Linked DNA regions of Homo sapiens: region 1 is linked to region 2. Evidence: chromatin loops called from intact Hi-C (ENCODE). Cell type or tissue: HCT116. All regions are shown on one strand. Links, peaks and the distances in the headings refer to the core of each region. The heading gives the core; the rest is flanking DNA.

Region 1 (5,361 bases), core at 362-5,361, 780 kb before region 2:
TATGTTACAAAACAACAGTTAATAGCATTGGGAAATGATCAGTGTTAGGTAAAACAAATAAAAGCAAGTAACCAGTCTACTCTACTACCTGTTTACACACATATATACGTATACAAAAGTATATATGTGTATATTTATAAAAATCTGTTACTATATATAAATATGTAGCACTTGTTATCTAACACTATTTGATTCAACAATCCAAATAATTAATCTCATTAGTGGCAGAGATTACCTATGATTTTTACTTTCATATTAGCTTTGTTATATTTTCCAAATTTTCTACAATAAACTGGCATTATTTTTGGAATTCAGAAGAAAAAAATCATGTGCTTTGTGTGTGTGTATACATGCACATGCATGCATACAGTAGAAAGGACCATGATTTTATCTTTTATTTCTGACAGAATTCTCAAGTATGTCCTCTGCCTATCTCAGGTTGTCCTTCCCTTCATGACAGGTACTTTCTGAAACCATATTATTGATTAGCAGGTCTAGGAGAATAGCAGAGAAACATTCTTATTAGCCTTTTCTGCTCTAAAACAGCCTCATTTTAGTTTTTTTTTTTTTTTTTTTTAATCTATGCCTGGATTGCCCACACTATCTATCTCTGGTGCTCTGTCTTACACTTGTCCCTCCACCGGGAATTCTTTCTTTCATCTCTTGAAATCCTGATCATTCTTCAAGACTTAGTTCAAATGTCTCCTCCTCTGTGTCTGCATTTCTACTGATGCACGCCTGTCTCTCTCTCTCTCACACACACACACAAACACACACACACTTTCTCTTCAAGGGCCATACAATTGATTTCTCTATTTATATCGGGAGCTTGTAAGAGAAAAGAGTGGTGAAGAGTATGAGGAACTGGAGAATGAATATCCCAACTGCAGATGGCAGTGGTTTCTCAACTCCAGCCAATTTCTCCCTAGTGGGAATACAGATTTAATGTTGCCAGCCTTTCAAGAAAAACAATAAATCCATGTGTTTTTATGTAAGAGCTCTCATTTTAAAATATTAGCTCATAAAAAATGAAACAAAAACAAACACCACCACTGGGCATACCAAACAAAAATATCCATTAGCTGAATCTACCCTGCAGGCCAAATTTGCAACCTCTACGTAAGTCTACATCTTCTACATCCCTGTATTCCTTTATCACCTAGCACAGAGTTTGTTCATAATGGCTTGCACCTAGTAGGCCCTCACCCGTGTAAGCTATCCATTTGGTAAGTCAATGACAATGGGATCTACATCAAAGATTCGTCATCCATCATTAATGTTTTAAAACTTGTTTTGATTCTGACAGAGCTTTTTTGAGCCTTCCAAAGGTAACGTGGGAGAAAATTCCTTCTCTGTGACCTAAAACAGGAACTTGTCTTTTTTCCTGTACTTTCTACTAACCCAGGAACACTGTCAGCAGTCAATAAATAATAAATTACAGTCATTTAATTACAGCTTTTATGCATCCAGGTCATGTAATATTGACTTCATATTTGCACTCAGATTTTCTGCCACTTAAGAAGAAGGCAGCCAAGGGATAAAAGGTAAGTACAAGCCAAGCAATGGTCTAAGGAAGAAATGGCAATTTTTATGTCTGCCTCAGAGGAGCTGAATCAGGTAAGGAAAATAGAAATGAAACCAAGCCAGCTGAATACCTCATAGCAAAGAATGGGAAAGCAACACAAGAGCATCCTGTATCTGTAGCCATTACCTCACTGTCGTTCACCGAAGAGCATTACCTAACTGCTTTTGGCCAGTCCGAGGAGGCACTTTCAATGAGGGTGATGGAGACGACCTTATAAAAGGTACCATCTCAAAGTCAGACAGCCAGACAGATCTAGCCTGAAATCTTGAAAACAGTCCTAACTGTTGGACTCATCCAGAGACTAGAGGGCAGGAGATAAAAGAGATAGAAGATCAGCTATAAAGGATATTCCCTCACTGGTGAGGAGAGAAGCATTACTGGCTCAATAACTCAAAAACATTACAAACACTGAGACTCCATGGGCACATGCTTCGAAGGAGGCAGAGTTCTGGCAATAGACAGTGCTGCCTTGATGGTGCAAAAATGAGAAGGTTCAACATTCAAACAGCCAGCCAACACATGCTGCCTGCTACGTGACTCACACAGTTCAAATAAGAGAGGTCAGGGCCTCTATTTTCATAGAGTATTCTTTCTAACAGAGGGAGATAGACCATGAGTACATTTTACAAGAGTAATGTCAAATAGATGCACATCTTATGAAGAAAACAGAACAGTGTGTTGATATAAACAGTGCCTGATTGGCTACATTAGAATAGGTGGTCAGAGAAGAGCACTAAGGAGGTAACATAATAGCTGAGTCTTTAATGACAAGAAGAAACCAGCCATTCCTAGCTCTAGGGCAACAGCACCCCTTGCGGGAGAAACAGCAATTACAAATGCAAGGACCATCTTGTGTTTGAGCATAAAAAGCAGCCCATGTTTGAGCATAAAAAGAAGCCCATGTGAACTTTACAAAGCAAGAGCAAAAGAGGTAGCAAATGACTTGAGAGAGAAAGAAAAGGAGCAGATCATCCAGGGTACTGAAGGCCTAGAAAGGGATTTGGAAATCATTCTAAGTACTTGAGAAGCCACTGGAAGATTTTAAGCAAATGAGTACTACCAACCCCCCAGGTCATATTTTCCAGGATGACTGAGACCAGTTTGACTCAAAGGAGGACAGTGGAAACCAGGCAATGTGCTAATCACAGGGTGATGAGTGTGCTGTTGCCCTCAGACTTTGTTGGGGGACCTGAGGATGACCATAGAAGGAAAGCTGGTGATGGAGTCAGCACCAGTGTGGTTCTGAGAGACCTGAGCCATTGTTTCAGGAAAAGAAGCCGCCCCTGCCAGAATTCAGCTCCACCACTTGCCAGATGCATGACAGCAAACTAGGCCTTCCTTGAACCTTCTGCAGCCTCTTGTGTGTGTCTCTTTCGAGCTCTTATTAGACTGTGAACTTTGTGAAGCAAGTACCATATTTATCAAATCCTTTTATCCACCCCATCTACTGCACAGTGACTGGCATATGATAGTATCCAGGAGTTTAGTAGAATTCAAAGGCATAAATAGAATATGCAGTTGATATTAGCCATCTTTCCCTGCTTCTAGAAATGCTAGTAAACTTATAGGGAGAAGGTGGGCTACAGGGCCAAGATTTACTGAGTTCAACATTTCAGCTGACAAGTTGAGGTCCATTGCTTTTGCTATCTTGTGCTAATTTTACTAGAATATTGTAAACCATGATACTCGAGTCTGAACTTCTCTGCATTATAAATGTACTCATTGGTCTTCATTTATTGCACCTAAAACGGTGATCCCATCCACTAAACTCTATGATGCCTTTCTCTTATATAGTGTGTGTAAATGACGAATTACAAAGGAAAAACCTTATAAGCGCAAAATTACTCCCTCTCCCTCTCCCCATGGTCTCCCTCTCCCTCTCTTTCCACGGTCTCCCTCTCATGCTGAGCCGAAGCTGGACTGTACTGCTGCCATCTCGGCTCACTGCAACCTCCCTGCCTGATTCTCCTGACTGAGCATGCCGAGTGCCTGCGATTGCAGGCTCGCGCCGACACGCCTGACTGGTTTTGGTGGAGACGGGGTTTCGCTGTGTTGGCCAGGCCAGTCTCCAGCCCCAAACCGCAAGTGATCCGCCAGCCTCAGCCTCCCGAGGTGCCGGGATTGCAGACGGAGTCTCGTTCACTCAGTGCTCAATGGTGCCCAGGCTGGAGTGCAGTGGCGTGATCTCGGCTCGCTACAACCTCCACCTCCCAGCCGCCTGCCTTGGCCTCCCAAAGTGCCGAGATTGCAGCCTCTGCTCGGCTGCCACCCCGTCTGGGAAGTGAGGAGCGTCTCTGCCTGGCCGCCCATCGTCTGGGATGTGAGGAGCCCCTCTGCCTGGCTGCCCAGTCTGGAAAGTGAGGAGCGTCTCCGCCCGGCCGCCATCCCACCTAGGAAGTGAGGAGCACCTCTTCCCGGCCACCATCACATCTAGGAAGTGAGGAGCGCCTCTGCCCGGCCGCCCATCATCTGGGATGTGAGGAGCACCTCTGCCCGGCTGCGACCCCGTCTGGGAGGTGAGGAGCATCTCTGCCCGGCCGCCCCATCTGAGAAGTGAGGAGACCCTCTGCCCGGCAACTGCCCCGTCTGAGAAGTGAGGAGCCCCTCCGCCCGGCAGCCGCCCCGTCTGAGAAATGAGGAGCCTCTCCGCCCGGCAGCCACCCAGTCTGGGAACTGAGGAGCGTCTCCGCCCGGCAGCCACCCCGTCCGGGAGGGAGGTGGGGGCGTCAGCCCCCCGCCCGGCCAGCCGCCCCGTCCGGGAGGGAGGTGGGGGGGTCAGCCCCCCACCCGGCCAGCCGCCCCGTCCAGGAGGTGAGGGGCGCCTCTGCCCGGCTGCCCCTACTGGGAAGTGAGGAGCCCCTCTGCCCGGCCAGCCGCCCCATCCGGGAGGGAGGTGGGGTGGTCAGCCCCCTGCCCGGCCAGCCGCCCCGTCCGGGAGGGGAGGTGGGGGGTCAGCCCCCCGCCCGGCCAGCCGCCCCGCCCGGGAGGTGAGGGGCGCCTCTGCCCGGCCGCCCCTACTGGGAAGTGAGGAGCCCCTCTGCCCGGCCACCACCCCGTCTGGGAGGTGTGCCCAACAGCTCATTGAGAATGGGCCCGGATGACAATGGCGGCTTTGTGGAATAGAAAGGCGGGAAAGGTGGGGAAAAGATTGAGAAATCGGATGGTTGCCGTGTCTGTGTAGAAAGAAGTAGACATGGGAGACTTTTCATTTTGTTCTGTACTAAGAAAACTTCTTCTGCCGTGGGATCCTGTTGATCTGTGACCTTGCCCCCAACCCTGTGCTCTCTGAAACATGTGCTGTGTCCACTCAGGGTTAAATGGATTAAGGGTGGTGCAAGATGTGCTTTGTTAAACAGATGCTTGAAGGCAGCATGCTCCTTAAGAGTCATCACCACTCCCTAATCTCAAGTACCCAGGGACACAAACACTGCGGAAGGCCGCAGGGTCCTCTGCCTAGGAAAACCAGAGACCTTTGTTCACTTGTTTATCTGCTGACCTTCCCTCCACTATTGTCCTATGACCCTGCCAAATCCCCCTCTGTGAGAAACACCCAAGAATTATCAATAAAAAATAAATAAATTTAAAAAAAAAAAAAAGCAAAATTAACATCATACTTACATATCCATACTCCAAGTCCCAGCACCAGCAATAATTGCAAAACCTCACAAAACATGCCCTTAGAAAGTCCCCAATGAGGATTGTGACGTAGGTGGTCAGAACATCAGAGACTGTCAGCCTCACAAACTCCTGTTGAGATATTATCTCTATTAAAACAC
Region 2 (5,378 bases), core at 260-5,259:
GTCGGCAATAAGTAGTCTTATGCAATAAATCCATTCTATCACGCCGTCTTCTCTGAGCCTACTAACCTCCTCCTCTGTACATCTCCACCTCCTTTGCTGAAGGTCATCATGTTCAAGCTTCAAGGAGCCATCCCAGCAGCACGTTGGACCAGCTTCATGTTTCCTTGCTAGAACATTTAATCCTGAATCATGAAAGAGCATTCCAGTGTTATTTCACTCTCCCCTAATCAGCTTTATATTTTGCTCTTCCACCCTCCCCTAACCCAGTACTCTCAAAACCATTCCTGCACATGCTCCGCTGGTTCCAGACAGTACATATTTTGCATGCCAAGTTCTGTAGTTATTTTGGTGAATACCTATTTCTACTATAGCAGATATTAAACCTTCCTTTTTGGGTTATGCTGAGACCTGACCATAGTTATTGGTCTGGAGGCAATGAGCTGGAGGGTGGGGTTGAGAGTGTCAGATCACGAGAACAACCATTATCTTTCATTTTATTTATTTATTTACTATTATTATTATTATTATTTTTTTTTTGAGACAGGGTCTCCCTCTGTTGCCCAGGCTGGAGCACAGTGGTACAATCATGGCTTACTTCAGTCTCAACCTCCTGGCAAGTGATCCTCCCACCTCAGCCCCCCAAGTAGCTGGGACTAGAAGCATGCACCAGCATGCCCAGCGATTTTTTTTTTTTTTTTTTTTTTTTTTAGTACAGATGAGGACTTGCTATGGCACCCAGGCTGGTCTCAAACTCCTGAGCTCAAGCAATCCTCCTGCCTCAGCCTCCCAAAGTGCTGCGATTACAAGCTTGAGCCACCACACCAGCCTTTGACCACCATCTTTTGACACAACCGCTTCAGGTGAGGTCTTTCTTGGTCTTCAGGCAAACGGAGGCTCTTCCCTTTTAGTAAGAACTGTTATTTCTGCCAGCCAAGAGGGGTCAAAGGAATACAGCAAAAAGTTCAAGGTTCTCAGACACATCCATGCAAACTTTTTCAAGCTGGCAGCCTAACACAGAAGAGAAGTGGAGGCTACACATTCACTTGTTCTTGCAGCTTGGTCACCTTATTATTAATTCCTAGGCCTGATCTATAGCCCAGGCTGTCCCACAGCTGCAAGAGACAAGATTCTCTTTATATGCTTCCAGGGAAGCTGTCTGGCTCTTATAGATTCCCTTAAGTTAATAGTTGGCTGACCTGGCCAGGCATAATGACTCATGCCTGTAATGTCAGCACTTTGGGAGGCCGAGATGGACAGATCACTCGAGGTCAGGAGTTGGAGACCAGCCTGTCCAACATGGTGAAACCATGTCTCTACTAAAAATGCAAAAATTAGCTGGGTTGTACTCCCAGCTACTCGAGAGGCTGAGGCAGGAGAATCGCTTGAACCTGGGAGGCTGAGGTTGCAGCGAGCTGAGGTTGCAGCGAGCCGAGATTGCACCACTGCACTCCAGCCTGGGCGACACAGCAAGAGTCCATCTCAAAAAAAAAAAAAAAAAAAGGAGTGAGTCAGACCAGGCACGGTGGCTCACACCTGTAATCTGAGCACCTTGGGAGGCTGAGGCAGGCAGATTACTTGAGGTCAGGAGTTTGAGACCAGCCTGACCAATATGGTGAAACCTCATCTCTACTAAAAATACAAAAATTAACTGGGCTTGGTGGAACGCACTTGTAATCCCAGCTACTGGGGAGGCTGAGGCATGAGAATTGCTTGAACCTGGGAGGCAGAAGTTGCAGTGAGCTGAGATTGCACCACTGCACTCCAGCCTGGGTGACAGCGGGAGACTATCTGTCAAAAAAAAAAAAAAGTGCATCAGCAAGATTGCTCCTACCTCCTATCTCGATTCCTCTGGCACCTCTTGAAAAGTGTACAAAATGCCTCCTAGAATTGTCCGTCTAGGAGGTGGACAGCCAGAGCATTTGGTTGAGGACATCCCTTAGGGCCATTAACTCCCCTCACTTGCAGGCTACATTTGGCAAAGTCGCCTTTCAATATTAATTAATAATCTACAGAAATAGTAAAAACTCATGAGTCTTCAGCCCCTTGGACACAAGTCCTTTCTTTAACCCAAAAGACCTACATAATCATATGCTTATAGATAATATTCATGAAGGTTTTTTCTTTGTTTTTTTTTTTTTGAGACAGAGTCTCACTCTGTCACCCAGGCTGGAGTGCAGTGGCGCGATCTTGGCTCACTGCAAACTCCACCTCCCTGCCTCAGCCTCCCGATTAGCTGGGACTACAGGCACCCACCACCACACCCAGCTAATTTTTTGTATTTTTAGTAGAGACATTCATGAAGGTTTTAAGTTTTGTTGTCTAAGATTTACTCACGGCCACATGACCTGTTGACTACATGGATTCAATAAAATGGACCTTTTTAAAGTTTCTTTTCAGTTCTTTTCATAAGACTGAAAAGCCCCAGAAAAACAGCAGTAGAAACTTTCAGTGAATGTTTCACAAGATTAAAGATAGATAACAATTTAACTAAGATTTCAATAGGTCTTTTATTCTTTAACCTTATTGTCTAAAATGTCAATTATCTTGGCACTGAACTCAAGATTTCAGTGTTTCTATATTTCAGCTGTTTCTATATTAATTTCATGGTTATTAAATGCTACAGTAAAAATCCAACATGAGCAGGCAGTAGTCACTATAAACACTCTCTTCAACACACAATTACAACTAATAATATATTTGGAAGGATTTGACTGTTAGAAAACAGTCATAAGGGCCAGGTGTGGTGGCTCACACCTGTAATCCCAGAACTTTGGGAGGCAGAGGTGAGTGGAGCAGTTGAGGTCAGGAGTTTGAGACCAGCCTGGCCAACATGGTGAAACCCCATCTCTCCTAAAAGTGCAAAAATTGGCCAGGCATGGTGGTGGGTGCCTGTAATCCCAGCTATTCGGGAGGCTGAGGCAGGGAGGCGGAGGTTGTAGTGAGCCAAGATTACGCCACTGCACTCCAGCCTGGGCAACAAGAACGAGACTCTGTCTCAAATTTAAAAAAATAAAAGAAAAGGATAAAAGGAAAACAACCATAAGAACTATTTAAGACTAATGAGAAATGTGATAGTATTCATAGAAGAAAGAGATGAAGCATTTGTATACATACATGATCATGAAATTCTCTTGGTTAGAAACCAAAGTCACTATATGCCTGCCTTGAGGTCGTTATGAAAGGCAAGAAGTATTAAGTGCATCAAATCATTGGGAAAATATGAAAAACACAAGACTAGCTGGCTAACAGGTTTGACGCTATGGGTACAGGGATAGGTTCCCCCTGAGGTAAATTCATATCCCTTCCCAGTTCTCTAGTGGTTGCCACTATACCCATCTCTTCCTTGTGGAGAAAATTGTAGCTTTAGGCTTTTGAAACCACATCTTTGGCCATGGTCCTCTGGAAGGGTCCTGCCCCTTAAATGCTATAACTCTCCTCTTGGCAAGACTCCAGAGCTGCTTTTTTTTTTTATTTTTTCAATTTAAGCATTTTAGTGGATTAATAACAAGAACACCTAAGATGCTGCTGACCTTAGGTTTGGGCATTTCACTTCGGGTTGGTAAAAGGCCTGCTATTTTGTCCAATTTAATAGATAGGATCTTGTTTTTTGTTTTCTTTTTTTTTTTTTTGAGACGGAGTTTCACTCTTGTTGCCCAGGCTGGAGTGCAATGGCACAATCTTGGCTCACCTGAACCTCCACCTCCTAGGTTTAAGCAATTCTCCTGCCTTATCCTCCTGAGTAGCTGGGATTACAGGCAGGTGCCACCATGCCCGGTTAATTTTGTATTTTTAGTAGAGACGGGTTTTCTCCATGTTGGTCAGGCTAGTCTTGAACTCCCGACCTCAGGTGATCTGCCTGCCTCGGCCTCCCAAAGTGCTGGGATTACAGGCATGAGCCACTGCTCCTGGCCCAGACAGTATCTTTTTGAAGGTCCTAAGAGGTGGCAGAATGTAAAGCAAAGAGCATGAATTTGGCCACTGGGCCCATCTGGATTGGATTCCCAGCTCTCTGAGCAGCCTTGGGGCAGTTTTTTTTCTTTTTGTTTTTGTTTTGAGATGGAATCTCACTGTGTCACCCAGGCTGAAGTGCAGTGGTGCCATCTCAGCTCACTGCAAGCTCCGCCTCCCAGGTTCACGCCATTCTCCTGCCTCAGCCTCCCGAGTAGCTGGGACTACAGGCAACTGCCACCATGCCCAGCTATTTTTTTTTTTCTATTTTTAGTAGAGACAGTGTTTCACCTTGTTAGCCAGGATGGTCTCGGTCTTGACCATGATCATGATCTGCCTGCCTCGGCCTCCCAAAGTGCTGGGATTACAGGTGTGGGCCACCACGCCTGGCCTCCTTGGGAAAGTTATTTATACTCTCTAAAGAGTATAAATTCTATTAACTAACATATGAGGAGGCTAATAATGGGCACATTGTCCGGCTGGGTCATAAATAATTTGTATAGCACTCCTGTACATGAGCCACTTAATAAATAGCAGCCTATTATATGGTTGAAATTGTGTGCTCTAGAGTTCTTGCTACTTACTGGTTGTATAATCTTTGGCAAATTATTAACCTCTCTAAGCCTCAGTTTCCTTATCTGTAAAGCTGGAATAATGACAATACCTTCCAGCTGTAAGTACATTGACCTCTTTCTATTCATCAGACATACCAAGCTTCTTTTTATCTCAGGAACTTTGTTCTTTCCTCTGCCTGTAATGCTCTCTTAAAGACCGTTTTGTTTGCTTATTGGTTTGGTTGGTTGGTTGGTTGGTTGGTTAGTTGGTTGGTTGGTTGGTTGGTTTGTAAAACATTTAGAACAGTGTCTGGCACATAGTAAGCTCTCCATAAGCTTGAGCTATTGCAGTAGTCACCATTATCTCTTAACCCCCAAAGCTAGCTGAATTCCTGCTGCATATACAGATCCACTAAGAAATCTGTTTCTCCAGGACACACCCACATGTGCACTCCAACTCTATCATGCACTTAGAATATTTACAAATAAAATAACCCATCCATCTCTCATTCTTACCATGAATCTTACTTTGCTCTGGGCTGGTATACAGGAAAAAAAGCACCTTGGGACTTTGAAGATCCAGCTTTCAGGCTCTGCTCAGACCCTTACTAGGTGACCCTTGAATCCATCACATAAATTTTCAGGATCTTCTTTTCTTTATCTTTAAGTACTAATTACCCCACTATTTGTTTAGAGGATTAAATAAGTAATATAGTTTTTATAAATGTAAATCATATTGAGTCACTCACCTGTTCAATGGCTCTCCTTTATCCTTGGAATAAAATCTCAGCTCCTTATCATGGCCTTGGCCTGAGGGACCTCACCCACCTATTCCCTCCCACTCCCTCCACTGTAAGTACATTGACATCTTTCTCT

Evidence for each region. Hi-C counts contacts between places; a loop is a spot of excess contacts. Peaks named below come from ENCODE experiments on the same cell type or tissue, not always from the same donor. Only the 100,000 strongest peaks of a DNase experiment are listed, where the experiment ranks them.
Region 1: a loop joins it to region 2, with 5 times the contacts of the local background. A loop is called at or near these places in 5 of 110 quality-filtered maps.

What each region holds. Positions count from the first base shown.
Region 1 is chr9:72,805,353-72,810,713 of GRCh38, reverse strand. TMC1 (transmembrane channel like 1) reads right to left here. Exons shown (of 24, transcript NM_138691.3): 18 at 5,204-5,332. Among named protein-coding and RNA genes, the nearest start is that of LINC01474, 66 kb to the left of the region's middle. In HCT116, for the core only: a CTCF peak has its summit at 2,398; a DNase peak (open chromatin) is centred at 2,403.
Region 2 is chr9:72,030,208-72,035,585 of GRCh38, reverse strand. LOC101927108 (a long non-coding RNA gene) reads right to left here. Exons shown (of 5, transcript XR_001746719.1): 2 at 67-182. Among named protein-coding and RNA genes, the nearest start is that of C9orf57, 28 kb to the left of the region's middle. In HCT116, for the core only: no CTCF peak of the experiment used is centred there; no DNase peak of the experiment used is centred there.